Regions from separate parts of the Homo sapiens genome. Here regions 1, 3, 4, 5 and 6 are each linked to region 2. Evidence: chromatin loops called from intact Hi-C (ENCODE). Cell type or tissue: heart right ventricle. All regions are shown on one strand. Links, peaks and the distances in the headings refer to the core of each region. The heading gives the core; the rest is flanking DNA.

Region 1 (5,144 bases), core at 739-4,738, 340 kb before region 2:
TAGTTCTCAGTATCTATTGTTCCCATCTTTATGTCCATGTGTACCCAAAGTTTAGCTCCCACTTTATAACTGAGAACATACAGTATTTGGTTTGCTGTTCCTAAATTAATTTGCTTAGAATAATGGCCTCTAGCTACATCTTTGTTGCTGCAAATGACATGCCTTCACTCTTTTTTATGGTTGCATAGTATTCCATTGTACTAATCCATTCTCATGCTGCTATAAAGAACAGGCCAAGACTGGGTAATTTACAAAGGAAAGATGTTTAATTGACTCACTATTCCACATGGCTGGGGAGGCCTCAGGAAACTTACAATCGTGGTGGAAGGGGAAGAAAATATGTCCTTCCTCACAGAGCGGCAGGAAGGAGAAGTGCAGAGCAAAAGGGGGAAAAGTCCTTAAAAAACTATCATATCTTGTGAGAACTCACTCACTATCATGAGAAAAGCATGCAGGAACCCCCACTGCCAAGATCTAATCACCTCCCATGAGGTCCCTCCTTCAACACACAATTCAGATTACAATTCAAGATAAGATTTGGTTGGGGACACAGACCATGTCATACATGATGTATATGTAACACATTTTCTTTATGCAATCCACCATTGATGGGCACCTAGATTGATTCCATGTCCTCGTTATTGTGAATAGTGCTGCAATGAACATACGCATGTATATGTCTTTCTGGTAGAACAATTTGTTTTCCTTTGGGTTATACACCAGTAATGGTGGTTTTGATTTGCATTTCTCTGATGATTAGTGATGTTGAGACTTTTTTCATGTTTGTTGGCTGCTTGTACATTTTCTTTTGAGAAGTGTCTGTTCATGTCTGTTGCCCACTTTTTAAATTTGTTTTTTGCTTGTCAAATTGTTTAAGTTCCTTATAGATTCTGGATATTAGACCTTTCTTGGATGCATAGTTTGTGAATATTTTCTCCCATTTTGTAGGTTGTCTGTTTAGAGTATGATTATTTTAAAGTCAGAATAGTGGTTACATCTGGAGGGAAGGATGGTTCTTGGGTGGGGAAGAAATTTATGGGCAAGGGGCTCTGGAAACTTAATAATGCTCTATTTGTTGACCTGGGTGGCCATTATGTGGGTGTTTGAGTTATATGTCAAACTGTGCATTTAATTTTTTACTACTTTGTAGGTATATTTCACAATCCAAAACTGTCTTTAAAAGAAAGAAAGCCAGATGCTGTGGCTCAGGCACATACCAGCACTTTGGGAGGCCAAAGCAGGTGGATTGCTTGCACCCAGGAGTTTGAGACCAGCCTGGGCAATAGAGTGAGACCCTGTCTCTACAAAAACTACAAAAATTAGCCATGAGTGGTGGCAAACTGCCTGTAGTCCCAGCTACTTGGGAGGCTGAGGTGGGAGGATCACTTGAGTCCAGGAGGTAGAGGCTGCAGTGAGCCATGATCACACCACTGCACCCCAGCTTGGGTGACAGAGCAAGACCCTGTCTCAAAAAACAAAACAAAACAAGAACCAAAAACAAAGAAAAAACAGGGTTAGGGATCACCCACTCTAGGCTAAGTAGTCTGCCTCTTTCTCGCCAATTCGTAATGCCAACACTTTCCCTTTCTTTAGAGACCACCACTTTCAGCACTTGTAGTCACTTCCAGACCAAATGCCCTAAGGATACAATTAGACTGACCTTTCTCAGGTTTTAATTGACTTTCCATGATAACAGACGAGGATTTCACTTTTGGCCCTTCCCTTGTGTGCCCTTCCTCTATCTCCCAGGACTTTTGATAATTTTCTTTCCACCATTTTCTTCCCTGTTTTGGGGGATGGGAATTCCTAATGGTTTGATTTTTAGTGCATCTCCTATCATTTTGTTATCTTTTCTCTCCATTATAGAAGATGACCTTAAAATTATGCCCAATTATTCTAATAAATCTATTAATAGACTCATCTTGTTTTTAATATCCAACAGATCTTTTTTGTTTTCTAGCTGTTCTTGTCTGATAGCACCTAGTTCTTTTTGCAGATACACTATATTCTAAGAAGAGTATTGCACAGCGTTACAAAGATATGGAGGTACCCTGCTGGGGGAACCTGGGAATTCAGGCAAGTGAACAGCCCAGACCAGCACTATCCCATAGAATTATAATCTGACTCAATTATGTCACTCTAAATTTTCTGATAGACCCACTGGAAAAAGTGAAATGGAAGAGGTTGAAATTAATTTTAATAAAAATGTTTTCATCCAATATATCCAATATAATATCATTTCAACATGTAATCAATATAAAAACTTGTTAATGAGATATTTTACATTTTTAATTTTATTAACAATTTGGTATAGGTTTTACACTTAAGCATATCTTTATTTGAACATGTCACATTTCAAATGCTCAGTAGCTATGTGTGACTCATGTTGTATAGTTTGAGTCTGCAGAGAGCTGCACCAGCCATGCCTGCAAACTAAGTTCAAATCTGCTCTGAGATCCCCAAGAATGTACTTTCTGGCCTGGTTCCCATCTTCTTGCAAGTTGCTTCTGGAACTTTCCCCCAAAAGCCTGCCTCCTGGTGGTAGGGCCTGGTACCTTACTCCATCTCAGGTCCCCAGCCAGCACCCATCCCTCCTCTGCATAATTTCCCCTCTTGGACATCATCTGTGTTATTGCATTTGCTCCTGGTCTCAACCCTTTCAAACTTCTGGTTCCTCCAGGGATCACTTCAGGGGACCTAGTTCTGTGAGCAGCATTCTTGGGCTCCACTTAATACCCCCAGGCTGCTGCCCAGCTGCCCAGCCTCTTAATCTGGCTAGAAATGCTGTGGCTGAAGGTTTCATGAATGGCTGAAAGGAGCTCATCCCTGTTACACAGTGTCTGGCCAGCAGCCAGTTTATCCCCAACCTCAGACTCCAGGTAGGGTGTGGGCTCCTGCTCCACTCACAGCTGCTGAAGAACTGGTGTGGCTTGGGGCTACTGTGTCTAGGGCCTGGCCTCTGGGCCTTTGCATAGGTAGAGAGAAGACAAGGCCAGGAGAAATGCAGCAGGGGACAGTAGGAGGAGGCAGAAGAGATGTCCCCAACCCCTTGGGGGTGGAAGGCCTGGAATGAGGAGGCCCAGTCTCTACCCTCTGGGATCCCTGAAGGCCAGACCAGGCAGGTGTGCCTGGTGAGTCAGCCCTGGGCCCCTGCCATCCTCCCTCTACTTACAGCTCACACAATAGCTCAATTGTGTCATTGCACTTAGCTTTGGCTTGGGTTCCAACCCAAGGACGTAGCCCAGGGACCTCTAGGGACAGAGAGAAACAGCTATGAGAGAGGTCTTTGTGCAAATCTATTCTGCAGAAAGGAGGCCCAGGGTTATGGTCAGAGTGGCTGTGGCTGACAGCACAGCATAAGAAGAGCCGGTCTCAGCCACTGGCTTGCACTGATGGCCAGTGTGTGTCGGAAAGTGACAGGAGGAAGTTTATCAAATAGGTGCACAATTGCTGTGCATTTTAAGTGGAGGTTCACACAAAGGACTCTGAGAATCTGAACTCCAGGAGAAGTTAGCAAAGTCTCAAGATATTGCAATAATATTTAACCAGATGAATAATTTCAATGTACTGTATTTATCTTTTTGTCTGTTGTCATCACATGCAGAAACCTATTTAAGACTGTTTGAAAATAAAAAAGAAGGGTTGTTTAGGTCAGCTGAGAGTCTTCTGGGGCCAACAGCTCAGCCTTCCCTGAAGAAAAGCTTAAACGCATTTTTGCAGGAGGTGAAATTTCTGAACGGCTATGACTTATGTTAATCTACTACGGGTGTGCTATCGCTACCGCATGTTTTGGCACAGGCCATAGCGAGGCACTAATGTCCAGACAGAGATGAGGGTCCTAAGAATTGCACAGCCAACCCTTTTGTCCAAAGTGTCAAACATGGATGTTGCAAGGGGTGCTTTCCAGGTCTTAGCATCTTGTATTCTAAAGGAAATAGGTAGCAGAAGGGTTTTTTAACTGAACGTTGTATTAAGATCTTAAAAGTATAGCTTCCATGGTCCCAGGTTTGTCCAGCCTGTGGACTCCATGTTGTGACATTATCAAGGATAACTCTGGTTTTTCTAGCTTTATCCCATTCATTAATGCCAGGTCTCCAGTTTCACTCAAAGTCTTGCCCAGTCATTTCCAGAGACATTGGGTGCATCTGTGTGGATCCCTTGCATTCTTCCAGGGAGGCCTTTCTTGCCTGTGCCCACTACTCCGGCCCCGTTGTGTGTATAGGGATGCCATTTTCTTCAGCATGTGCGTCCCCCAGTGAGCTCAGATGGGAACCCATGGTGTGAGGGTGGGGACCGTTCTCAGGCAGATATGATGCTCTCCTTTTCCTTTTCTCCTCCCCCACCCCCACTCCTTCCTTCTCGTTCTGTCAGGAGCCCTCATACAAACCCATTTCTGCCTCACCTCCAATTACACTTTCACAGACAAGTCTGAACCTAAGTATCTTAAATAAGGAGGCTCCACTACTAGTGGATTTATTTGAGGACTAAACTCCGGGGGAAACTCTCAGGGTGTAACAGGATGTAAACTGGGACTCTGTATCTTTCACTTTTGGCAGGAGCCCCCAGGGCTGAGGACAACGTGGTGGGCTCATCTCTCAAGGCAGAACGATGGGTGCTGTGCCCTAAAGCAGAGTGCATGGAGACTATGGAGCCAGTCCTGCCAGTGTCACCCAGCAAGGCCTCAGAGCAGGTTCTGGTGGAAGAGATTGGCGGTGGGGAGTATGTGTGGGTTGCCCATACCCCACAGAGAGGAAGTACTTCCCCTTCCCTCAAGACAAGTGATTTGGACTTCATGAGAGCTGGATATCCTGTTGCCTAGAGTTTGGGATGAAGAGAAACTTTTGTTTCCCACCTACTAAGCCTAAGGGCTACAGCAGCTCTTCGGTAGGAGCAGAATGAAGAAAACAGGCTAGGTTGGAAATAGTGGGTTCCCAGCTGGGTTGAGAACAGTGCACGTGCACTTGCATGGAGGGTGATGCGTTCTGGAGAGCAGTCAGGGACCCTGCAGAGAGGACCTGGCCTGGGGTCATCATAAGGGGGATCCCACCAAGGAGGACTGTCTGGGACAGAGGAAGCCTCCAGCAGAAGCTCACAGGCCATGGGAAGAGTCAGACAGAGCCACACAGAGGACAGACGTGATCCAC
Region 2 (5,144 bases), core at 466-4,465:
CTTATAGCGATCAGATCTTGCTCTGAATGGGCCTGCCGCCCCTGAGAGAAGAGCGCCTGTCCCTGTGCCTGGCCTCATTCAGTCTTTCTGTTGGCTCTTCCTCATCCTGGAAATGAGCTCCGGGTTTTATGGGAACATGTATGAAATCCATTAGTCCTTTAGCTTCCCAGGAGCTACCACAGACCGACCACCTGATGATGCCCAGTGGATACTTCTCATGGAGTATTTATAGAACATTTTATTAGTTTATTACCAATGGACCTAATGATACTCCTTGCATATGAATAAGCTTTCTTCCAGCTTAATTTTCTTGACTCAATTTTAGGCATCCCTGCCCACATGCTTACTCTTAAAACTGTTTATTTTCTCAGGCTCCAAAAGGAAGAACCTGGACCTCTTCGGGGTAAAGATGTTAGCTACCACCTTAAATAAGCCTGTATCTTCAGCCCCAAAATGAGCCATCAGACAGGACCATGTGCATGGCAGGATGCAGGCTTGTCATCTCAGGTGATCTCCCTGGCATTGCACCTGGGCTGGGGCAGAGAGGAGCGTGGCCCATGACAGCATCACACGATACAAAAATCCAGAAAAATGGCCTATAAGGCCAGCTGTGTGATGCAGCAGGAGAACAGGTTCACACCAGGAAAGACATGGGCAGGTGTGAGCCTTTGAGGATGGGAAGCCGCCCTTATCAGTGTTTGCAGTTGGGGTGAGGTGTTTGTGCAAAACCAGGCTTCAAAACTGACAGTCAATCATCACGTGTCCCTCACCTGAAGTATTTATCATTTCTATGTATTGGGTCATTTCAAACCCTCCCTTCTAGGTATTTTGAAATATACAATACATTGTCATTAAATATAGTAATCCTACTCTGCTATTGAGCTTCAGAACTTATTTCATCTAAAATAAATCATTCTACCAAAAAGACACATACACTCGTATGATGATCATAGTGCTATTCCCAATAGCGAAGACATGGAATCAACCCAGGTGCCCAACAATGGTGGGCTGGATAAAGAAAACGTGGTCCTTATACATCATGGAATACTATGCAGCCATAAAAAAGAACAAAATCAGATCCTTGACAGCAATAGGGATGCAGCTGGAAGCCATTATCTTAAGTGACTTAATGGAGGAACAGATAAGCAAATACCAAATATTCTCACTTATAAGTGGGAGCTAAACACTGGATACTCATGAACATTTAGATGGCAGCAATAGACACTGAGGACTGCTAGAGGGGGGACGAAGGGGAAGGAACAAATGCTGAAAAAGTACCTATTGGGTACTATGTTCACTACCTGGGTGATGGGATGAATCATACCACAAACCTCAGCATCATGTAACATACCCTTGTAACACACCTCCACATGTACCCCGAATCGAAAAGTTTGAATTACTTTACTAAAAAAACTTATTTATCACGAGGTCAGGAGATCAAGAGCATCCTGGCTAACATGGTAAAACCCTGTCTCTACTAAAAATACAAAAAATTAGCTGGGCATGGTGGCGGGCGCCTGTAGTCCCAGCTACTCAGGAGGCTGAGGCAGGAGAATGGCGTGAACCTGGGAGATAGAGCTTGCAGTGAGCCGAGATCAAGTCACTGCACTCCAGCCTGGGCGACAGAGCGAGACTCCATCTCAAATAAAAAAAAAAAAAGAAAGAAAAAAAACCTTATTTCTTCTTTCTAACTTATGTTTGTACTGACTTAATCATTACACATTCTGTGCATGTAAAAATATTCCACATACCTCATAAATGTGTACAATACTATGTATCAAAAATAAAAATAAATAAAAATTTAAAACTGTTAGTCAAAGAGAAAGTAGCCCAAGGACATGAAGAGGAGGGTGTGAGTCAGGATCTGTACAGATCGTGGGAAACGGAGCTTTAAGTCAGGGCAGCAGGAGGCCCTGAGGCCTGGAAGGGGTCAGGGCCAGCTCAGCAAAGGGCAGAAGTGGAGAGTAGCACTGGCCTCTGGCTTGTCTTTCCTTCTAGTCAACCAGGCTTCCAGCGTCCCCCACCCCCGGATCATGCAGAGGACAGAGCCTGGGCCTCACACCAGGGAAACTCACTCTAGTGCCACCTCTGCCCCACACAGCTCTGTGGCCTCGAAAAGTCCTTCTTTCCTCACTGGCCTCAGATTCCCTACCTGGACAGCCCACTTTGGACTTCCCATGGGCCTGGGCCCCTTCCAACTCTCACGTTCTCTCCCTAGTGGCGGTCCCCCGTCCCTGTTTTCACAAGGTGGGCTTGGAGGCAGGGCCCACCTGAGTGTGTGATGTCAAGGCAATTCAAGACCGGAGGGAGCTTGAGCTCTTAAGAAAGACCACACTCATAGGAGCTTACGAGACACACACTTGTGGATTTCAGAAAGTGTGTAGCTCATCGTTCTGGATCTGAAATACGTCAACAAATCTCTTTGTTTGTCTCTTTGTCCTGGAGATCTTTTCACAGAAAGGAACTGCAAACACCTCACCAATTTAAGTGACTTAGTCTTAATTCTTCATGACCTCTAGTGGCAGAAGAAGGACTCTGCTATTTGATTTTTCCAGGTAATCCTCTTTCACCCTTGCCTCCTCATTTCTCTGGAATCTCTTTCGTGTCCCCACAGTTTCCCACTCCCGTCGCGTCTGTTCTCCTTCAGACCATCTCGCAACCCACTGGCACGTCCCCATAGCCTCAGAAATCACCTCTCTGACTGCCCCCCCACCCGCTCCCTCCAGCCCTCCTCCCCCTGCTCACAGAGCAGTCAAGGAACGTCCTGGGCACTGGGGTCCATACAAGAATGAAGGAACGCGCCGCACACTGTGGCCCCCGGGCTGCCAAGCCTGCCCTGACTGAGCAGGGCACCTGGCGTCCATGCCCTTTATGCAGAGTCATTGGTGTGGTGGGGTGGGGTCAGCACCTCAGAGCCCCTGTGGGGTCTAATGCACTCTGTTACCCTCCTAAAAGATGAGGTACAGGCACTCTGTTACCCTCCTGAAATCCAAAAAGTACTGAATTCCGAAATACAACAGGCCCTGGGTGTTGAAGAAGGAAATGAAAGCCTTCGAGAAGGGCACTGTTGGTTTCCCACTCAGATTCCTTGTTCCCGATGGGCCCCTTTGGAACCTCTCTCTCTCCCTTTTCCTCTCCCTTTCCTTCTCTCCGCCCCCTCTCTGTCTCCATTATTGGATGGGTTTGGGAACGACATATGGCCCTGCCTGCCTCTGGCTGCGATCCTGCAACCATGCCGGGAGCCAGACCTTGGCTGAAGCTCACACAGAAAGTGGCAGAACAGAGAAACAGAAAGAAACTAGGTCCTTGAGGGTATCTTTGAGCCACTAATCTTGCCAAGCCTGGACCCACCCTCCCTCTGAACTTGCAGTTCTATGAGATAATACACTTTCTTATTGTTTGAGTTGGTCTTTTTTGCTTTCACTTTGAAGTGCAGATCCCATCCTTGCATACGCAGCTTAGAATTATTCTCCATCGTCTTCAGGATAAAGTGCTTCCACCTCAGCTCCGCTCAGAACAGAGCTCATGGTCCCCATCCCTCCTCCTGCTACCTCCTCCCTACCCCTGAGCATCCATCACTGCTAGTCCCTCAAGTAGACTCTCTCCTCCAGCAGCATAAAAACTACCTGCAGCTCCCCTGACTCTCCTGTGGCTTCACTCCTTCTTGCCTTTGAGAAGGATACTCCCTTCTGGAATGTGCTTTCTTTATTGTCAATCCCATGCACATTCTGCCTCAAAATTCTAAGCATTACCTTCTCTGGGAACCCCTTCTTAGTTCCCAGGGAGCAGGCTAGCAAAGGGGTTGAGAGGACAAGCCGAGGTTGAGAGAGGAGAGGACATTGCCAAGAATGGAAATCTGAAAACAGGAAAGATGGAAAAAAATTGGGTCATGGAGGTCCTGGATCAAGCTTCACCTGAAGGCAAATCTATTTTCAGGCTTTAAGTCTTTGTGAGTTTTAAATTTCCTGTATTGTTTATGTTCCTTGGGGTTAGTTTTGTTCATTTGTTTCTTGCAACTAAAAGCATTCCAAAATGCTTTTCCAAAATTCAGGTCTCTTAGGCTTTACCAAGGACTGGCAGCTTTTCAAGAGCAAGAACAAGAGCCATAGATTATTTAGTTTTCTAAGCCCTGTGTTAGAAGACACGCAGTAAGAGCTGGTTGAAATTAAATAAGCTTCTCCCTTTGGTAAGTTTTGGTTTATACATATATTTCAAAAATTCAGTTCTCAACATTGTTGGTTCAAAGAAAAAAATTACTGAATTCTAGCCAGGTTCAAGGTTTGTTCTTTTAAGAACAAAACTGAGTGTATGCTCAGCATGTCATATTTAAATTGCATTGAGGGCATAGACTAAAAATGGTCAAATCACATGCTCTTTATAAAAATGCCAACTTTTGATTAAAAATACATAGTCCCCCAATGATCTAACGTTTTTCCAATAGGATCTGAGGGTTACATATCTATTAAGATAATTTGTTTTGCTCTCAGAGAAGGCCTAATTGCCACTCTAGCAAGGTCTAGAGAGGCTGATTTGCCAACAGGTGTTCTGCTCCCCACTCACCAGTGCACAGGCTTCTGCACGTGCGTGGAAGTTCCGGCCCAGGGCAGCACACGTGGATCACTGTCTGGGAGCTGCACTTAAACCTGGAGGTTCCCTTGCAGAGCCACAGCTCTTTCCCACCCCACCCTACCCCTTCCTGGTCCTGCTGAGTAAATCCCTCATCACATAATGATGCCAACTTCATATCCTGCTTGGGAAACCATATGAAGAAAAAGACATCAAGCTGTTCTGAGAGGCTATTATTTTGGCAACATTGTTCCACGGTAATTTAGCTTGGTGGCTTAGCAGTGTGAGGTTCCTGTAGTCCTCCTGCGATAAGCTGGATCTTGCCTGCAGAGCAGAGGGAAGGTGGCTGGTAGGTCAGACGCCACCCAAAAAGCCTTGCTGACTATGCAGACTATCTAAAGCCATCACTCTGTGGTTGCAAATGGGAGAAATCCAGCTAAAAAAAAAAGACAAGAGGAATTGAGTGCTTATGTGGCTAAAAGTGTCATGACTTTAGGTGTGGCTGGATCCAGGTGATTGACAGAGGCTTGGAGCCAACATTTGCAGTTGAGGAATCCATCAAAATAAATTCTCTTTCC
Region 3 (4,584 bases), core at 1-4,000, 330 kb before region 2:
AAGGTGGAAGCCACACAAATGTCCACTGAAAGATGAATAAACAAAATGTGCTCTATCCGTAGAATGGAATATTATTCAACCTGAAATAGGAAGGAAATTCTGACACATGCTACAATATGGATGACCTTTGAGAACATTATGCTAAGTGAAGCAAGCCTGTTGCAGAAAAGTTAAACACTGTATGATTCCACTTCTATGAGGTACCTAGAATAGTCAAATTCGTAGAAAAAGTAGAATGATAGTTGCCAGGGGCTGGGGGGCTGCAGGGCTGGGGATGAGTTGTTGTTGTTTAATGGGGACAGAGTTTCTGTTTGTGAAAATGAAGAAGTTCTGGAGATGGATGGTGATGATGGTTGTACAACAGTGTGGATGTATTTACCACCACTGAGCTGTGTACAGTTAAAAGTAGTTATGATGGCAAACTTTATGGTATGCATATTTTCCTACAATCTTAAAAAGTATTACGGACCACATCTGGTACCCAACTTAAAGGATTTTTCAAAAGTTCTGTGGTAGATTTAGACAGATAAGAAATAACAGCACTAGCTAATGACATCCTGGGCTTGAAGATCCAACTCAGTGGAGCTCATTCTCAGATGCCATATGGTCTTCAGCAATGGTGGAGACACAGGAGGCCCAGTGGTCTGTCCTCTCCAAGGCTCGCATGTGCAAACTCAAGGTAAATGAAAGTACCACTGAAACCTAGAATATACTTTTTAGCTAATGCTTAAGTTGGCTTCATTAAACGTTGGCTTAATTAAGGGGTGGGTAAGACCTTTCTAGTGACTTAAAGTGGGTTTGGCTTACCTCCAATTAAGCTAGAGAGAAGCCTGCTACCTTATTTTATAGGTTCTCTTTTCCTGTTGTTCATCAGTCAACAAATGTCTGTTAAGCACCTACCATGTACAGAGAGTACATATTAATAACTTTGGGAAAAGTTTAAGTTTTTTGTGAACCATGAAATTGAGAATATTCAATCATTTTGATAAAAAATGGCAATATCATATCAAGTCGAATTGTTGATAGTCTGATGGAGGAGAAAAGACACAGAGAGATACAAGGAAAGCTGGCCAGCGACAATCAAGTGTAGCCCTGGTGCCATATAAATACTGCTGGTCTCCCAGGAGAAGGAGCAGCATGAGAAAGGAGGAGCTGGGACATCAGGGCTTGAAGGCAGAGCAAGTCCCCCATATCACAAAAGTGCCTGGGGAAGAGCATGAACCCGACAGGGAAAGGTGAATGCCTGTGCCAAGCCTCTTTGTGGAATTTCGAAAACACAGTTTCTAATTAGGAGATGTGAGAAACTGAGGTTGGAAGGGAAGTTGAAGCACATTAGCAGTCTGCGGCTTGGGTTGTCTGCTAGTTTGGATCTCATCCTCTATCCCCATGGGACAGGAGGGAACCAGTGAGCCTTCCTTGATGGCAGTGAAGTGATGAGAGTACAGCAGAGGTTCAGAAAGGAAAGACTTCAGAAGAAAGAAATTATAGGATGGCTGTGCCATTAAAAATGACTATTTAGTCTGGCAGAAAGCAGTAAGAAAACAGACCAATTGCCTGGAGGTTGAGAATAGGAAATTTTATGCACTGGGGACCAAGCGGGTGGGTAAGGACCTTATGAAGGAAAAAGGTGGTGCTGGAGTTGGAGGCAGATGTGTGGGGCAGCCGCTAAATGAGAAAGGCAGGAATCAGTGACACAAGTGAGCCTTTGACCCAAGTCACAAGGATAGTCATGGCATCTGACTTGGCTTGACTAAATCCCAAAAGATGATAGAATACTATGTAGAATTTTGCAAGAAAAGAATGTGATGCATGAACCATGTCCAGCTAAGCAAGCGTTTGTTTTCAAGGGCAATATAAAGGCATTTTCAGATATTAAAGGACTCAGAGTACACTGTTCTCTTTTTCTCAGGTTGATTCATTCAGTGCTTTTAAACTAATTTATTGAGCACCTGCTAGATGCCAAGCACTGGTCTATTTAGGCTACATCAGTTAACAAAACAAATATCGCTGCCTGTATGGAACTTCATGCTAGCTGTGTGTGTGTTGACAGAGAGAATAATAACCCTAGTAAGTAAATTATTCATGTTAGAAGTTGATAAGTACTACAGGGGAAAGACGAAAGAGAAGAGGGCAAGTTTCATTATTAATGGGATAGTCATGGTAGACTTCACTAAGAAGGGAACCAAAACATTTTTTCTAGATTACCTAGATTAGGAATTCAGTATTTTGCAACACCAATCTGTTCATTGACTTCATTACATTCTGAAATTTGCAAATCATGTTAACAAGCACTTTTGGTGAAAATATTGACTAAAGAGAAAATTATTTTCTTTTTTTTTTTTGAGATGGAGTTTCTCTCTTGTTGCCCAGGCTGGAGTGCAATGGTGCAATCTGGGCTCACTGTGACCTCCACCTTCTGGGTTCAAGAGATTCTGCAAATTGCTGGGATTACAGGTGTGAGCCACTATACCCTGCCAGAAAATTATTTTCTAATACCACCGGGAAACCAAACAAATTCCAGAGAAGAAATCTTTCTCCTATTTTCCTACCACCAGTATAACCAATATGAATATCTACTTTTACTCAACTTAAATTTGGTTTCCATGCAATTTAAAAATATTCAACTTTTTTCTCTATATTTTTCATCCAGATAATAAAAAAGATGTATAAAAAAGTGAAGAAAATTAAGATTCCTCCAAATGATTTATTTCTAAATGGATTTGTAACCAGTATCACTTTCCCTACCTCAAAAAAAGCACAACCTGAAAGATTTTCCACCACAGATAATCCAAGGCTACCCCACAGTATATGGGTGGGCAGTTCCCAAAGACAAATTCCAAATGCACCTTTAACAAAGACAGCACCTGTTATTCTCCAACACCTCAAGCCACCACTGTCATAGAACTAACGGGATATGAATGCTATTTGGACGTCTGCAGTTTTTATTTTTTTATTTTTTGAGATGGAGTCTTGCTCTTTCGCCCAAGCTGGAGTGCAGTGATGTGATCTCAGCTCACTGCAACCTCCACCTCCCAGGTTCAAGCGATTCTCCAGCCTCAGCCTCCTGAGTAGCTGGGATTACAGGTGTGCGCCACCACGCCCCACTGATTTTTGTATTTTTAGTAGAGGTGGGGTTTTGCCATGTTGGCCAGGCTGGTCTCGAACTCCTGGCCTCAAGTGATCCACCTACCTTGGCCTCCCAAAGTGCTGGGATTACAGGCGTGAGCCACCGTGCCTGGCCGGATATTTGCATTCTGATTGGGCAAGTATTTTAGTTTCATTACCTCAATGTCAAGCCTCCCTCATCTTTTTATTCTCTGCTCTTCACTGCACAGGACAGGACCTCCCTGGCACTTGTGGAAATGAATATTACTGACATCCCATTCCCTGTGGGACTGGATGGAGTTCTAGGTTAAAATCATTTGAACACAGTGTCTCTATGGTACTACATGTAGATGTAGTCTGAAATCTTGTATAAGTCACTACTAGCTTCATTTAGATAATAATTTAGCACATTAACCTATTTTTTTCCTTTTCATTAAGCCCATTTAACCAGCTATACAAATGTGCTAAGTATTTCACATTACGCAGTTTACATTGTCTAAATGTACAACAACGCCTAACAACTCTAATATCCCCCTCAAATGGCTGTATTAAAAAATGCAGCTCTGCACCAGTGTTTTGGAGGTACAGAGTTCTCAGCACTGGCTGGAGGTCAAGCCGCTGGTGAGGAGCACCCAGGCTCAGATGCAGGGTGTGCACCGATGGAGGCGCACTCCACCACCATGAGCACAGGCCTTTGCTTTACACAAGTCCACTGACTTTCTGGACTAGGGGCTTCCTTGGGCCATGACCTAATCTTGGAAGGCCACATGCCCCCACCAACCAGCAGATGCTTGAGGACAAGGCCCTGGTGCCCTGGTTCCTGACCAAATGCTGGCCACTGGAGAGGAGCTCAGGGATTTTTTGAAAGCTGTCAAAGGCGAGCTTTCACACCAGCTGTCAGGCTTGTCTATCTTCAATAGTCATTTAGTGTCAGGTAGCAGGATCTGCCAAAGATAGAACAGCACGAGTCTTTCCAGTGAGTTTGTATGGCTAGTAGCTGTGCTGTGGGAAACCTGATGGAGGTTAAGGCAAGTAAGACAGTTAACAAAAGAGAAAAATAATCACTCTGGGCCTTAAAGATCAGACATTTCTTTCTATATCAGTAGTCCCCAACCTGGATTGGCTTTGTGGAAGACAACTTTTCCACAAACCTGTGTGTGTGTGTGTGTGTGTGTGTGTGTGTGTGACGGTTTTGGGATGAAACTGTTCCATCTCAGATCATCAGGCATTAGTTACATTCTCATAACGAGTGCACAACCTAGGTCCCTTGCATGCACAGTTCACAATAGGGTTTGCACTCCTATGAGAATCTAATGCTGCCACGGATCTGACAGGAGGCGGAGCTCAGGGAGTAATGCTCACTCGCTTGCCTGCTGCTCACTTCCTGCTGTGAAGCCTGGGTCCTAACAGGCCATGGACCAGTAGTGGTCCATGGTCCAGGGGTTAGGGACCCCTATTCTATATGGCCCAAGGAGAAGG
Region 4 (5,144 bases), core at 568-4,567, 310 kb before region 2:
ATCCCCACACCGGGCTCAGAGTATCTGGTGTTCAACAAACGTGCAGACTTAAAAATTTCTAATTTTGACTACCTCTTCCATTATTCATTCCTTTAGGTAATTCTTACACCTCATCTCTTTGCAATTTGTGCTCGCGATAAGTGGGTACTTTTAGAAAAGAACAGTAGAGAGCACACTCTTTGATCCCATCTCTATGGCTTTGCCAGCTTGATCCATTGCCTCAAATACTTGCTGAAAAGCACCTTTGCAGTTTTATAAAACAGATGTCCTGATCAGATACGCCTCTCCCTCTCTCAAGATTTAATCATTGTTTTCTCATAGAAGGAAAAAAATGAATGCCGAGGACAGACTTTAATATCCTTTATTTCCTCCTCCATTCCTGAAAGCTTATGTATTAATGCGATTTTCTTCTAAGCACAATAGTCATGAGGAAACGGGAGGGAGGGGCCTTGCTCCAGGTACTTTTGGTTCTTTAAACCTTAAAACTTCTCCTTATCTTTCACTTTGGACTTTATGAAATGATGAGGGTAGAAATGCCCTTTGTGTGATTCACCAGGCCTTCCACACAGACCCTGGACTGATCTCCAGCCACGCTGAAGTCTCCAAGCATCAATAATCTACACATCTCCTTCTACCCCCAGAGAGAGGTCACCCTGTTGGTTTCTTATCACAAGTTGTATCATTCTTTTCTTTTGGTAAAGACATGTTTTTCCCCTTTTACTTCTTTACAGAAGGCACTCTTCTGTCCACAGAAGTGGTTCATTTACCTCCCAAAAGTGAGAACAAATGGGTTAGAGGCAAATCGTGATCCACTGATTAATAGTTTCTCTGTTTTTATCTCAGAAAAACTGCCTTTCAGTTTTACCATTCTATTTGGTCACCTGCCCTAGTTGTCTAAGGTAGCCTTCTTTTAATAAAAATTACTCCTGCCTATACTTATGCTGCTAGCTGTCAGTTGACCCTATGTTCTTTGTTTTTACATCAGATTATCTCTTCCTTGCCCCAAGTGTGAAGAGTCTCACCAGCTTTTCCTATTCTCCTATCAATGTTCACTCTATAAAATATTTACTCCACAGGCCTGAAGCCAATCCACACTGACATGTTCAAATATTCATCTCATTAACTTTGGAAGTAATCTTATTTACATAAATGAAAAGTCAATCATCAACTACAGAGCAGCTGTCCAAGTCCCATCTACCTAATCTAGGCAAACGGAGCGTTCCCTGTCCACTTTCCAGTTAGTATGCATGTGTGTGGTTAGCCCTCCCTATCCCCAAATGTATTTCCTAAAGTCACATGTAATACCTCACCATATAGACCTGTAGAATATTGTCCTTGTTATTCTTTGTCTTTCCATAGTGTCATACCTGATGTGACTGAGTGATACATTTAAGTCAGAATTTTACCATATTACACAACAGTATGCAAAAGGGCTTGAATCAAGTGCATACTCCACAACGTAGTGGTTCTCAAATTGGCGCATCAGAATTATTCAGGAGTTCATAGGTTCTCAGGATTTGGAACAAAAAAAGGACTCAGAGGGCTTCTTCAAACCAAGGTTGCAGAGCCCTACCCCAGAGATTCGAAGTCAGCAAGCTGGGGCAATCTGCATTCTAGCAAGTTTGCTGGTGATGCTGGATGTTGTCTGTTTTAAAGGTCAGCATTGAAGAGCCAGCCAGAGTGAGAAGGCAGAGTCTTCAAGGGCTCTGGCCCATTTGAGAATCAGAATCAGGTGATGAGCACTAAACTTCCAGATAACAGCCTGTACTGCATGATCTTGCAGGCCTTTCCATCTTCAAGAGTTAAATATGCTTAAAATTAGAACTATTACAAAAATCCAGGCTTAAAACTTCCATTTGGTACTGGGCAAAAAGCCTGGCAATTAAAAATAACTTGTTATCTTTGAAACTGGAAAGATGCCTACAGGCACTGCTCACAGCAACCTAAGGTTAAGTCATCTTAACATTAACTCATTTATGAAGAAACACCATGGATCACGGAGCCTAACCATGAAACCCTGGAAGCAGCTTTCACATTGCTCTGACAATCTACCTCCTCCTAATTCATCAGCAGAAACACAGCAAATACAGCACGTTTATTTTCAAACTCTAAACAGTAAAAAACAAACAAACAAAAACACAAAAAAGCCCCCCAAAAAACTCAACAGAAATATACTTCAAGAGATAAATCCCACTCAACAAAAGCTTCAGTTCTAAATGAAGTTCAGCTTTATGACAATATTTTTATAATTCATGGAAATGTAGTATTATGCAGAAATGGTTTTAATAACAGCTGCAAGAATATATAAAACCACTAAGAATGCATCATAGGGATCAAGGGTTTTCAAAGTGTGGTCCCAAAAGCAGCAGCATCACCACCAAGAAACGTGCTATTAATAGAAATGCAAATTCTTGGGCCCCAGACCTCCTGAATCAGTACCATTTCAGGTAGGACCCAGCAATTTGTTTTAACAAGCTTCAAGGCAATTCTGATACACACTACATACAGTTAGAGAATCATTATTTAGAGAAATGGAATGATGAAATTGCCTGAAAATAGAGTTTTGGGTAAAAGTTATAATTTCTTTAAGAAATATTATAACTTTAAAAATACAGAAAGGAGCTATTCTATTTTATTTCCCAGCCAAATACTTTTCATATATTTTAAAAAAGAGAAATGAAACAAATATGTGCATTAAATTATCCTTAGCGAGACAGTTTTTCTCTACTGGAAAAAAAAGTACTGTATGACAAAAAATATTAGTATCTAATACTATTGCAGGACATAATAAATACATGATATCTTCGGGAACTAAAATCTTACAGAGGAAAATGGCCTCCCGCACTTGCAGGCCAGCTCTGCACCTTTTCCAACCATATCCTAGTTGTGATCTGTCATTTTCTGAACAAGCTTTACAAGGATGGGAGATGCAGCAATTAAGAAAATAAAATATTGACAACTTGTACAGTTTACCAGAAACCCAGTAAAGGGTTACTGTTCATTTTAAGTACAGCTTTCTAGCCACATCCATAGAATCAATGTGGACAAAATGTAATATAAAAGGATTTATAATGGACACACACAGGGTGAGTAGGATTTCTGAGTTTTCTGGATTTAAGCAGGTATGGCTCACAGGTGAAGGTATGATAACGAAATATGGAGAATAAGCAACAACAATGCATCACCTTTAGCTGCTAAGGATAAATGACAATTGTAGATGAGAGAGGAGAGCGAGGGAGGAGGAAGAAATGGAAGGACAAGCAGTAGGTACTGAAGTTCAGGACAGGAAAGAGGGTCCAAGAGGTTCGTTCGTTTGTTGGTTCACTGATTCATCTAACATATCCAACAGATACTTCTGAAATACCCAGCACTTACTGATAGTGGATAGTGTAGCATGTGGCAATGTTTGTCTTCCCTGAAATACGCACCCCTCAATATCGTCAAGCAAGGGTCTAGCTCATTTACACTGCAATCACTCAGGATATTTTATTGAAGATCCATTCCAAAAAAAACAGCTGTGCTTATCCAGAAGCCAGGCCTCATGTGATAACCTCAATTAAAGGCCCAGGCCCAAAGACTGCAAGAAAAAAAGGAAATTAAATAAAGATGCCTGACTGAGTCCTGCAGGGAGGCTGAACCCCTCAGAAACCTTTCCATCCTGGCATGCTGCGAAGGAATTATGTCAGATCATGAACCTAAGGGCTCTTGGTGGCCTAGTGGTGGCTGCGAAAGCCAGCTCTAACCTGAGAAATGCCAAAATGAGCAGGAAAACACATGGGGACGGGGGGAGGCAGTGGATGGTGGGAAAAAAACAAGCAAAGGACTTGTCCACTTGTCCACCAGGACAGGTCCCTGGTAGTCACAGATGACAGCTGAGAACGCCTTGGTTATGAACAGGAAATACAGCAAACCTGGCATGGTTCTGCTGTCAGGAGAAAAGAAGCCACACACACACCTCAGGGCTCTTGCAGAATCCCCATGGAACAAGGCATGCACACTAACAGCTGAAAATGGCCCGTGTCACGGCAAGATCCATCAGGACAAGCTGCCCTGCACAGCATCAGGCCACGTGGAACCTCAGACAAAGACGGTGCTGCTATGTGTGCAGAGCCGATGCAAGTCCCAGTAAAGCTCTTTCCGCCCTATATTCCTAGAATCATATATGTTGTTCCTTGACTTTCTAAGTTAGGAGAGAATGCAAAAAACCCTGAAAGGCCCCCATTAAAAAACTGTTAAAAGGAAATACAAACAATTCGTGCTTTAGTTCTTTAGAAAAAGTTAGCTCATTCTCTAACAATATAAGACAACTGAGACAGTGGGGTGCAGAGTTCTGAGATGAAACCCAGACAATGCATGCATCCCTCCTTATCCAAAGGGACTTGGTCCCTGAATTCAGACAGCAATGACCACCTGTGCATGTTCCACAGAAAAGCCATAGGTCCTCCCTAAGGCCAGCAACCCCGGAGAACACCTTTTTCATCTACCCTCTAAAGTCTTTCCTCTTTTCCCCAAATCTTAGGCAGAAAGAATAATGACTGGGACCAATGTCTCCACACTGCAGGACTTCCTTCTGAGAAGTCTCCTCAAACTCAAAAAATTTTAAGCCAAGATCATATTTTGTGCATTATACTTAGCCCTTAAGGACTCTGGACCAAGCACTTAATATTGTAATTGGTTTTCCAGCGCTTTCTCTAAGTTTCTGCTCGATTGAGTTAAAAGCGCTGCTGTCCTTAATTTGCTTAAGGCTTCAAACACGATCTAAAAGAAGTGGTGCACAGAGCTCTCGTCATGTGAGAACAATTCAATGTGATGTCTTGCCAGGAATGATAAACTCTGGTGACTTGATAAATCTCAGAGTTCAGATTTCAGATGAAGTTAGCTTTCAGCCTGGCATTCCCGTCCAAGCACATGTAAGGCTCCGCAAAATTGATGACACCATAAAGGAGTCCAGTTTCCACCACCACGATGCTCCGTCCTCAAAGAGAGCACATCCCAGTCGCCTCTCTCTGGAGGGCTTTGAATGCCTCTCTGATCAGTCAACAGGACCCTTGAATGAGCACTTATTCATTGTGCCAGTAATCTTTTCAGAGGACAGCAGTGGCAGCAGGTAGTACATACTTACTAGTCTTATAGCGTGCATTTAA
Region 5 (5,144 bases), core at 436-4,435, 390 kb before region 2:
CCAGGCCATCCTATTGCAAAGTCAAGGTAGATAACCATTTTCAACCATCTAGGACAGAAGGCCTACTTGGCTGGACTGGTCCTGGTGATCCAAAATAGCCTGGAGAGGTCTGGTTCCTTTAGTTCTAATGGACCATGTCCAGCCAAGGTCGGCCTGACCTTGGCCCTGCCTGCCCCAGGCCCTGGAATTCTGGTGAAATCAAACATCCTTGACTCCCACCTTTGGGATTCTGACCTGTACCTGCTGCCAATGAATCCTCCATCTCAGAGCTGGAAAAACAGAAGGACCTTGTAGACCCATGTAATTTCTAGTTGCAGAAGCAGTCTTGTTACTGTAGCACCTGGTTCAAGGTCATGGAAATGGCCAAAGCTAGAACTGGGCCCAAGCCCTATCTCCACATCTCACGCTAAGCAATCCCTCAGGAATGAACCTCATCGCCCAAATGGGCAAAACCAGTATGCTCTCTTGAGGGTGTAACTTGCTTGGTCCTTCTCTCTGCCCAAGAGCAGGCCCAGTGGTGAAACCACAAGGGGCCAGTTGCTCTCTGGTTGGCATTAGCTATAGCTTGTCTGAGAATAGGGTGAATAAGAACCGAAGTGGAAGCCTCCAAGGCAACACCAGAAGGCTGCTTATTACACCATGTTGATATGTTGATGCCAGGCTCAGAGGGAGGAGGAGATGAATGTTAGTGATGGCCACAAGAGAGCTGCAGATGTTCTGAAAGATGGGGCACAGCTGCTTTAACTGCCTTCACACCCATGGAATCCCTTCCCTCCTCTCCACTTTCCCTCTCTCCCTGCTTCCTTCTTTCCCTCCTTCTTTCCTTTCTTCCTTCCCTGCATCAACAAACACCTGTTGAGAACCTATTTCTAAATGCGTGGGAGACTGCAGGAGGTGTCTAACAAGGAAGAAACACATCAAGGCTTCAGGGTCTATGGGGAGAAAGCCCAGCACGTAGAAAAATTACAGAACATCAGCAGCAGGTCAGATATATGGGAGCATAGGGCAGGGGGCACAGGGCAGGGGGCATGTCATGGCCCTGTGGCTTGCTGAAGCCAGGGTCTCATAGGTAGTGCCATTTGAGCTGATTTCTGAAGAAGGCTCTTTGGTTGTCATGGAGATGAGGCTGGCAGGTGAGCATGCACAAGATGTGGAATTGAAAGGGAATTTGCGTGTTCTCCAGTGCTGTTGACTCAAGTGCTTCCCATTAGGAGTTGGGGCATTAATGAAATGCAACCACCTCAGTCATTTTCTTGGTATCCTTTCTGCAAATACAGCTATGAGCTAGAGCTAGGCATTTAGCTAAAGGACCTTTGTTTGTTTGTTTGTTTGTTTTGGCTTCCGTGTACACCCCCTGAAAGCAATTATACCGTTGTCAAAAAACCCTGCATTTTCACAGGTTCCTCAGAGCAATTCAGTGAAGAAATGGAACGGGTGCATGGAGCAAGTGAACAAATGGCTTGCAGGGAGCAGAGCTGGAAAGTCGATGGGCGCTGCATGTTTTCCTTAGGGGTTCCTCAGCCACCTCAAGCCTGTCTGCACAGCAGCCACAGTCCTCTCAGAACTCATCACTGTCTTCTAGTTATTTTAGTATCTTCTCAAAGCTATGCCTAATAAAGTACAGCACAGATCAAGGGCCTTAAAATGGTTTTTATTTTGCATTACTGTTTTTTTTGTTTTGTTTTTTGTTTGTTTGTTTGTTTGTTTTTTGAGATGGAGTCTAGCTCTGTTGCCCAGGCTGGAGTGCAGTGGCGTGATCTCAGCTCACTGCAAGCTCCGCCTCCTGGGTTCACGCCATTCTCCTGCCTCAGCCTCCCAAGTAGCGGGGACTACAGGGGCCTGCCACCACGCCTGGCAAATTTTTTGTATTTTTAGTAGAAACAGGGTTTCACCGTGTTAGCCAGGATGGTCTCGATCTCCTGATCTTGTGATCCATCCACCTCAGCCTCCCAAAGTACTGGGATTACAGGCGTGAGCTACTGCGCCTGGCCTGCATTACAATTTTTGACCATGCATAACAGAAGGTTGAAGAGAAATATATCAAAACTTTAACAGGGTTTGTGCTTGAGTGATGGGCTTTTTTTTCCTTCTCTCTCTCATATTTTTTAACCTTTTATTTTAAAATAATCACAGACTCACTGTAATTTGGAAAAATAATACAGAAAACCCCATGTATCCTTCTCCCAGATTCTTCCAATGGTTACATCTTGTGTGGTATAGACACACAATGGAATATGATAGTCTAATGAGAACAAAGGTTCTCCAACTACTCACAACAGTATGAATGAATACATTCAGAAGCATAATATTGTACAGCATCAAACCCAGAAAGTTGACATCAGTGCAATGCTGTTAGCTTGACTATAGACCTTATTCAGATTTCATGAGTTTTTACACACACCTATTTGTGTGTAGGTTTATGCAAATTTATCACATTTAAAAATTCATGTTCTCAGATTTTAATAACTTTTTATAATAAGAATATACTCATTTTATAATAAAGAAGAAGGCTTTACTTTTCAACTTTTTTTCTGGGAATTTCTCCAAGAAAAAAGAAATCCTAAATATGTAATTTCCTAGACACAAAGTTTTTTATTGCTAAGTTACTTACAATATAAAAAAATTAAATCACCCAAGCATCTCACTAGAAGAAATTAAATATAATTAACCAGAGAACCTCTGCTTAATGGACGATTGGGCAACTATTTGAAATGTTTATGAAAAAGGATGTGATAACACATAAAGATGCTTATGATGAGGTTAAGTGAAAACCAAGCTGCAAAACTGTACAGCAGGGTGACGATAACTATGTAAAAAGAAATCAACGCATGGAGGAAAAACAGGAGGCAAACACTGATATGGTTTGGATTTGTGCCCCCACTCAAATCTCATGTTGAATTGTAATCCCCACATGTCAGGGGAGGTTCCTGGTGGGAGGTGATTGGATCATGGGCGCAGATTTCCCCCATTCTATTCTCGTGATAGTAAGTGAGTTTTTATGAGATCTGGATCTGATGGTTTAAAAGTGTGGCACTTCTGCCTTCACTTGCTCTCTCTCTCCTGCTTCGCCATGGTAAGATGTACTTGCTTGCCCTTTGCCTTTCGCCATGATTGTAAGTTTCCTGAGGCCTCCCCAGCCATGTGGAACTGTGAGTCAATTAAACTTCTTTTCTTTATAAATTACCCAGCCTCAGGTAGTTCTTTATAGCAGTGTGAGAATGAACTAATACATACACCAAAACTGTCCTTCTCTCTACCTTTCCTATATTTTCCTAAATTTTGTTATTGAGAAGGGATTTTGAAATTTTAACATGCATCCACTGGTGATCTTAAAATACAGATTCTGATACAGTAGGTTTGAGGTTTGAGGCAGGGTCTAAGATTCTGTGTTTCTGAGGAGCTCCCAGATGACATAGAGGCGGCTGTTATATAAGAGACACTATGTTTAAACAATGATTATTTTAAAAGTGGACCTTTGGGAATAATAATAAGAGGTTTCTTAGGTTGAAAAACCAGTCTCAAATGCCAAAGCATACTCCCCCGCCAAAAAAAAAACACACAAAAAAGTTCAATAATATCACCTCTTTTTACATACTTCACTTGGATTTTCCAAGTAAAGGTCAATGGAAACTGGGATCGTCAAGCCCTAGAGAGTGAGACTATTCTTTTGTTCTGAATTATCCACTGAGATGAGAAGAGTTTTCCACCCATTGTTAGGTGTACTCACCTTCAATTCAAGGCGTGACTCTTGTCGACTCTGCTTTCGTGGGAGACCTTATTTTGTTCCCATATCATCATAATGCCTAAGAACCACCTAGAGGATGAAAAAGCACAGCCCACAGGCACTTCTCAGACAGGTAACCAATCCTCATGTTCAACAACCGCCTCCTTGTTAAGAAAGGTAATGTGAGGAATTGTAGACCCCATTTATCTCTTGGCAGCCTGAACTGTGAAGCACTTTATTTTTCTTTTAATCTTTCAGCAGGAGCTGTTTTTGTTCTGGCTTTGCCAAATAGATTACAAAAAAGTAAAGTTCTATTTTTAAAAAACCAGCCAGTCTTCCTTATGAGCCAATCAAGCAATATATAATGGCTTTCATTTATTTTGTAATTTATAGATCTCAATGCTTTTCTAGAGATATTATTTGACTTTGATAGCATATTTCTTATTTTTAAAGTAAAACATTTTCCATGTTGAATATATGGATTTTTAAAAATGCAAAGATAAGAAAAATTCTTTTATAACATTACTACTCATAATGGTATACTATAGCCTTTTTTTCCCAAATAGAATACATGTGTGTCTTTTTTTTATGAAGCTGTATCATATGGTCTTGTATAATATCTGCTCTATCTCATTTGATCCTCAGAGTAGCCCTGGGAGGAGGCAGGGCAGGTGTTACTAATTCCATGCCATTGGAATGGATTCATCAATGATAACATTCAGTTGCAGAAACTCCTCTTTCTAAGGCTTGGTCCAGTACCTTTTCCAGAACCATGCACGGTGAAGGCTGATCAGAGCCTAAATAGTTCTACAAATATATCCACATAAAAGAGAGTGATAAAGAAGGAGAAAGAATGTTTCCTAGACATTAGTTGCATGAAATGAAATTTATGGAGTGGCCCCATCTTTAAAGAGGTGGCTGCATTAAACCATATTTGGTTCCCATCCAGCCTAGAAAGTGACACTAATCAGAAGTATGTTAAAACCAGACAGCTAACAGACAAATTGTGGTGTCTGCCCACAGTGAAATGCGATAGACAACTCACAATATGAACAAATGCTTTCAGAAACATTACACTGGATGAAAGAAGCTTGGCACAAAAGGATACACACTACATGGCTACATTTACATAAGAGCAGAAACAGGCAAACCGACTCTCTGGGGTCAGAGGTCAGGGGAGTGGTGAACATAACGGACCGGGGGTTGTGGTGACTGAAGGGCCCAGGCAGGACTCTGGAAGCACTGGTAACAGTTTGTCACTTGATCTGGATGAACACCAGCGTGTTCCGTTTTGGAAATCCTTTCAGCTGTACTTACCCTAAGTTTTCAAAAGCCTCTTGGTTTCCAGTAGGTTGTACCTGCCTTTGCGGATCTCACAGAATCCGCCCATTTGTTCAGTTTCTAGGATCAGGGAACACTT
Region 6 (5,144 bases), core at 675-4,674, 160 kb before region 2:
TGCCTTCCCTCCCATCCATGATGCTATAAGCTCTCTTTCCTTGGAGTTCCTCTCATTCTCCGAAACTCTGCCGGGGCGTATAGCCAAAAATGCCTTGTTTTCTAGTAATTTATGTCCATATGATATTTTAAGATCATAAACTGATTCAGGACAAAATTATTATTATTATTATTTTTTTCTTGGAGATGGAGTTTCACTCTGTTGCCCAGGTTGGAGTGCAATGGCATGATCTCGGCTCACTGCAAACTCCACCTCCTGGGTTCAAGTGATTCTCCTGCCTCAGCCTCCTGAGTAGCTGGGACTACAGGCACATGCCACCATGCCCGGCTAATTTTTGTATTTTTGGTAGAGATGGGGTTTCACCATGTTGGCCAGGGTGGTCTCAAACTCCTGACCTCAAGTGATCTGCCCGCCTCGGCCTCCCAAAGTGCTAGGATTATATTATAGGCATGAACCACCAAAATTATTTCTTTGACTTCCCCAGAGTATCTCACTGACACCTCATACAAAGTTGGCAGTTAATGATGATTCTTGAAGGAAAGGCGTGGGATAAAAATATACTATTTACAAATAACATTTTTAAAATGCAAATGGGTTTAGCTACATATCATTGTAAGTTTTTATTATTAACACAATAGTTGTTAATAGCTATCATCTGTTGCATTCTTACCACTGGCCAAGCACACTATCTAATCCTGACAACCCCAGTGAGGGAGGCATGAAGGTCCCCATTTTATAGATAAGGAAACTGAGGTTGAAAAGCTTTAAAAAACCTGTCTAAGGTCACAAAGCAAACAAATGGCTGTGATTTCTTTCTCATGATGTCTCCTACAAATATCTAATATTGATTTACAAAGTATCTGAGAAGTGCAACCATGATCAATAAATTGCACTTATTTTAATATCCTATTAAATCACTTTCATGTTGAGAATTCTTAACAGTTACTGATTTCACCCATTTTACTCTAGTTTTATCAGACACTTCCCATGTCTGCATTGGGCCAGGGGCCTCAGGGCATAGGGAGGTGTTAGAGAGGACTGACACCTTTACCTGCAGGGACTCTGGAGAAGTGACCCCTCCTGAAGGCCAGCACTCAGAGCCACACTGGATGGGGTATTGTTTCCTATGACTGTCGTAGCAAGCCACCACAAAGTTGGGGCCTTAAACATCACAGTTATGATCCTTCAGTTCTGTGAGTCAGAAATTCAACCCAGGTCTCTCTGGGCTAAAATCAAGGTGGCAGTGGGGCTGTGTTACCTTTGGGATGCTCTAGGGGACCATTCATTTCCTTGCCTTTTCCAGCCTCTGGAGGTCACACACACTCCTTCTGCGACGGCCTTTTCCTCCACCTTCAAAGCTAGCAGCGATGCGTCTTTTCTGATCCTGCTTCCATTTCTGAGTCTCTCTCACTGCAGCCCGGAAAGTCACCCTCCCTTTAGGACTTGTGATGGCATCTGGACAATCCAGGGCTGTCTCTCCATCTCAAAGTTTGTAGCCTCTACAAAGTCCCATTGCCATGGAAGGGAACATTCACAGGCTCCGGGGTTGTGGGCAGGGGCATCTTTGAGGGGTCATGATTCTGGAGCATTATTCATGGACAGACTTTAAATCCTTTATGGAGGGCATGGGCAGAACCAGGATGCCACTGAGAAGATGAGAAGGAAAGGGAGAGCTTCTGGCCTCTGGAACCACTGGAAGAGAGAATTTGAGGAGGAAATAAGCCTGCTGTATACAAGAGAATGAGGACACGTCAATCCTCCTGTGAGTGCTTTCTGGAGGCCCTGGCCCAGATGACCATTGTGGGTTAGAGGAGGTGGGGCATTTATTTTGCCCACCTCCATTTATGCGTCACACACCCCAGCTGATATGGTTTGGTTCTGTGTCCCCACCCAAATCTCATCTCTAATTGTAATTCCCGTGTGTTGGGGGAGGGACCTGGTGGGAGGTGATTGGATCATGGGGGTGGTTCTCCCCATGCTGTTCTCATGATAGTGAGTTCTCACGAGATCTGATGATTTAAAAGTGTGCGGCAGTTTCCCTCTCTCTCCTGCTGCCATGCAAGATGTGCCTTGCTTCTGCTTTGCCTTCTGCCATGATTGTAAGTTTCCTGCAGCCTCTCCAGCCAAGTGGAACTGTAAGTCAATTAAACCTCTTTTCTTTATAAATTACCCAGTCTCAGGTAGTCCTGTATAGCAGTGTGAAAACAAACTAATACACCACCTAAGAGGCAAGAGGAGTTTAGGGAGGCTGGTGGTTTCTTGAACAAGGAAGTGAGGCATTAAGAAGATATTTTGGATCCAACCACAAAATTACAGGAAACACAGGGGACAGAGAACACGTCCAACTATACTGGGAATGCAATCAGCAAAATCCAGACTGTGGTATTCTGAAGGACAAAAGATCTGGCTTCTTCCACCAATGTTGCTAAGAAAACTAAACAAAGGTGGACATTGAACCTGTAGGTTAAGAGACCTAAAATACATTTTAATAACCAAAAGAAAATGAGCCACAGTGATTAAGGATGCATGCAAAACAGAAAGGAAAGAGATAACTCTTGATGGGGAAGAGATGGAGATTTGGAGGGGGTTGTGGTCATAAGAGTGTTTGCTTTACAATGGTTCATTTGGCCATATATTTGCTTCCTGTGGTTTTCTGCAGGTGTGTCACATTTATCAATAAAAACATGAAATGCTGATGATGTATTTGCGAAGATTGTCAGGTGGGGGTGTGCAAGAAATGTGGAGACAGACAGAAGCTGTGAAGGTCACAGCGTTGGGCTGGATGGGATTGAGGAACCCTGCCCATGGCGGTCACACTAGAAATGAGCAGAAAGAGAGGGATGTGTGTGGCCCAGATGAGGTAACACTGGACAGGACGAAGTCGCTGGCTACATACTGGGGTCAAAAGAGAGGAATGTGTATTCTATAGTTCTGCTTAATCCAGAAGATGCATCAGAAGAAACAGAGCCTGCTCTAAGCTCATGAGGGACCTGGCACCCTTGCTTTGCCTTGAGTCCCAATCAGATGGGACTCAAATCCTCAGATGTCCTGATTTCTGGGTATTAAAACCCAAGACAAAGGCTTGTATGTGAGTAGTTCGTTTGAGGAGTGATGCCAAGAGAGGAACGGGAGAGCCTGGGCAGGGTGAAACATGCAAGGATGAAAAGCTAGAATTATAAGGATATTCCCTCCCAGACACTGGCCCCAAAATTTTCTCACTGACTCCATAGCCATGTCTTCAGACAAAAGTTTTCCTACTTTTTCCTGTTTTTTTTTTTTCCTAGTTGTTCTCACTGGGGGATTGGTCCAGAAACAATTTGGGCATCCATTTGGATGTTAAGAGAAATTACATCTTTCTGAACCAAGGAAAACAGTCCCTGTGGCTATCAAGTTTGCAGGCTAACCTTCTGAAACTGCTCTGAATTACTGAAGAAAGGAGTACTGAATGGGTGCAAGGTAGGGGGCGGTTTCTCTAACTTTTGTGGGGTGCTGCCTTGGGGTTGATTGAGATATTCATACCATGTCTGAGGGTCGCGTGCTGCTGATGCTAACAGTGAGTCATTCAGGAAGTCAGCAGCCTGTTGGAGCCCCCGTGTCTGCAGCCCAATGGTACTGCCCAGACCCTCAACCCCACCAGGCCCTCAGACCCCACCTCAACCCCGTCTTAATCTATCAGGTCTCACCTATAGCTGTGCCCACCTTTTGTAACTTCTCTTCCAAGCTAACCTTGAATATCATTTAACCCATTTATGCCTGGGGTTGCAATTTTTTTTGTAAAAAATCAGACTTTGGCAATGACCTTGAACAACAGGATATAAATAATGCCCACAAGCTTAGCTTTCCAATAATGAAGCACTAGGCATAAATGGGTTAAGCCTGATTTCAATAATATACACACATTCCTAGTGTGGTTTGCCTTAGACCTCAAAACCTCTAGATTTCTATGTTATTCAAAGATTGGTTCCAAGGTAAAGTGAAAACAAGCAGGTCTCACTTCAATAAATTATTTCTCCTATCCAGTCAGTATAAGCAGGGAGGGGGGAAATGTGTTGCTGTTGAAGAAATTAGTCTAAAACCTGTACTAATTTGATAAACACCAACATAATTTAAAAGTAGATATGACTGTTTAATGCAGATTAAGTATGTAGCAGGTGCTGTCAGTGCCTGCCTGACATCCTCCCTAGGGGTCACCAGCAGCTTTGTTGGACAGGGCTCCCACTTCCTTATACACCGATGCCTTCCTCTCTCAAGCCCTGGGTTGCTCTCGCTGGGGGCTTTCTCTGGCTATAGGCGTGTGCTTGGCCCTTAGGTAGGGGCAGGGCAGCAGTGCCAGGGAGCAACCGTTCCTGAACACCCCAATGTGCATCTGTTCATAAGTGCCCAGCATTCTCTCCTCTTGGAGGGACAATGCTGTGGTGTGTTCCATACAGTCTCCCGGAAACTCCCCAGTGAGACTGCCCCAGCTGTCCAAAGCTGGGACCCACTGGTGACCTTCCTTCCTTCCCCATCTCACATCTTGTGCACTCCCTGTGCCTCTTGGGACAACTACTGTATTAGCCTGCTTAGGCTGCCAGAAAAAAGACCTACAGATCAAGGGGTTAAATGACAGACATTTATCGTCTCACAGTTTTGAAGGCTGAAAGTCTAAGATCAAGGTGCCCGTAGGTCTGGTTTCCACAGACCTCTATCCTTGGCTTGCAGATGGTCAACTTCTTGCCATGTCCTCACATAGTCTTTCTTCTGTGCATGCACATCCCTGGTGTCTTCACCTTGTAATGACATCAGTCCTATTATATTAGGGGCCCTCACCTTTATGACTTCATGTAACTTTGTTTACCTATTTAAAGGCTCTATCTCCAAATACACTCACATTGAGGGTCAGGGCTCCAACATCTGAATGGGAAAGGGGGCACAATTTGTCCATAACACCGGCCAACTGAATTACTTATACCCAAATCCTTATTTCAGGGTTGGAACCCAAATTAAGACAGCATGTGTCTAAAGTTGTTATAAAGAATACACACACGCATGCACACACACACACACACACACACACCCCTGGTTTGACGAAGCAGGGGTTCTTCACAGCAGAAAATGCCACCGAGCATCCCAAGGCAGATAACCCACAGCCTTGCATTACACCA

What was found. Peaks named below come from ENCODE experiments on the same cell type or tissue, not always from the same donor. Only the 100,000 strongest peaks of a DNase experiment are listed, where the experiment ranks them.
Region 1: a loop joins it to region 2, with 2.3 times the contacts of the local background. A loop is called at or near these places in 5 of 110 quality-filtered maps.
Region 3: a loop joins it to region 2, with 2.7 times the contacts of the local background. A loop is called at or near these places in 3 of 110 quality-filtered maps.
Region 4: a loop joins it to region 2, with 2.7 times the contacts of the local background. A loop is called at or near these places in 18 of 110 quality-filtered maps.
Region 5: it touches region 2 in a loop (2.3-fold over the local background); 14 of 110 quality-filtered maps call a loop at or near these places.
Region 6: a loop joins it to region 2, with 2.3 times the contacts of the local background. A loop is called at or near these places in 41 of 110 quality-filtered maps.

What each region holds. Positions count from the first base shown.
Region 1 is chr2:105,917,464-105,922,607 of GRCh38, reverse strand. No RefSeq gene overlaps it. Among named protein-coding and RNA genes, the nearest start is that of ECRG4, 150 kb to the left of the region's middle. In heart right ventricle, for the core only: a CTCF peak has its summit at 2,557 (motif pointing left); DNase peaks (open chromatin) are centred at 2,527 and 3,157; H3K27ac peaks cover 1,044 bases.
Region 2 is chr2:105,573,893-105,579,036 of GRCh38, reverse strand. No RefSeq gene overlaps it. Among named protein-coding and RNA genes, the nearest start is that of LINC02946, 34 kb to the left of the region's middle. RefSeq lists an enhancer at 1,609-2,507. In heart right ventricle, for the core only: CTCF peaks have their summits at 2,316 and 2,517 (motif pointing left); a DNase peak (open chromatin) is centred at 2,208; H3K27ac peaks cover 705 bases; H3K27me3 peaks cover 341 bases.
Region 3 is chr2:105,902,654-105,907,237 of GRCh38, reverse strand. No RefSeq gene overlaps it. Among named protein-coding and RNA genes, the nearest start is that of NCK2, 160 kb to the right of the region's middle. In heart right ventricle, for the core only: no CTCF peak of the experiment used is centred there; no DNase peak of the experiment used is centred there.
Region 4 is chr2:105,882,900-105,888,043 of GRCh38, reverse strand. The region is part of intron 4 of NCK2 (NCK adaptor protein 2); the gene reads right to left. Among named protein-coding and RNA genes, the nearest start is that of NCK2, 140 kb to the right of the region's middle. In heart right ventricle, for the core only: no CTCF peak of the experiment used is centred there; no DNase peak of the experiment used is centred there; H3K27ac peaks cover 3,872 bases.
Region 5 is chr2:105,962,155-105,967,298 of GRCh38, reverse strand. LOC105373531 (a long non-coding RNA gene) reads right to left here. Exons shown (of 3, transcript XR_923144.3): 2 at 3,728-3,814. It overlaps LOC124906055 (a long non-coding RNA gene), which reads left to right and starts at 4,884. Exons shown (of 2, transcript XR_007087167.1): 1 at 4,884-5,144. In heart right ventricle, for the core only: no CTCF peak of the experiment used is centred there; no DNase peak of the experiment used is centred there.
Region 6 is chr2:105,732,472-105,737,615 of GRCh38, reverse strand. No RefSeq gene overlaps it. Among named protein-coding and RNA genes, the nearest start is that of NCK2, 9.9 kb to the left of the region's middle. In heart right ventricle, for the core only: no CTCF peak of the experiment used is centred there; no DNase peak of the experiment used is centred there; H3K27ac peaks cover 1,600 bases.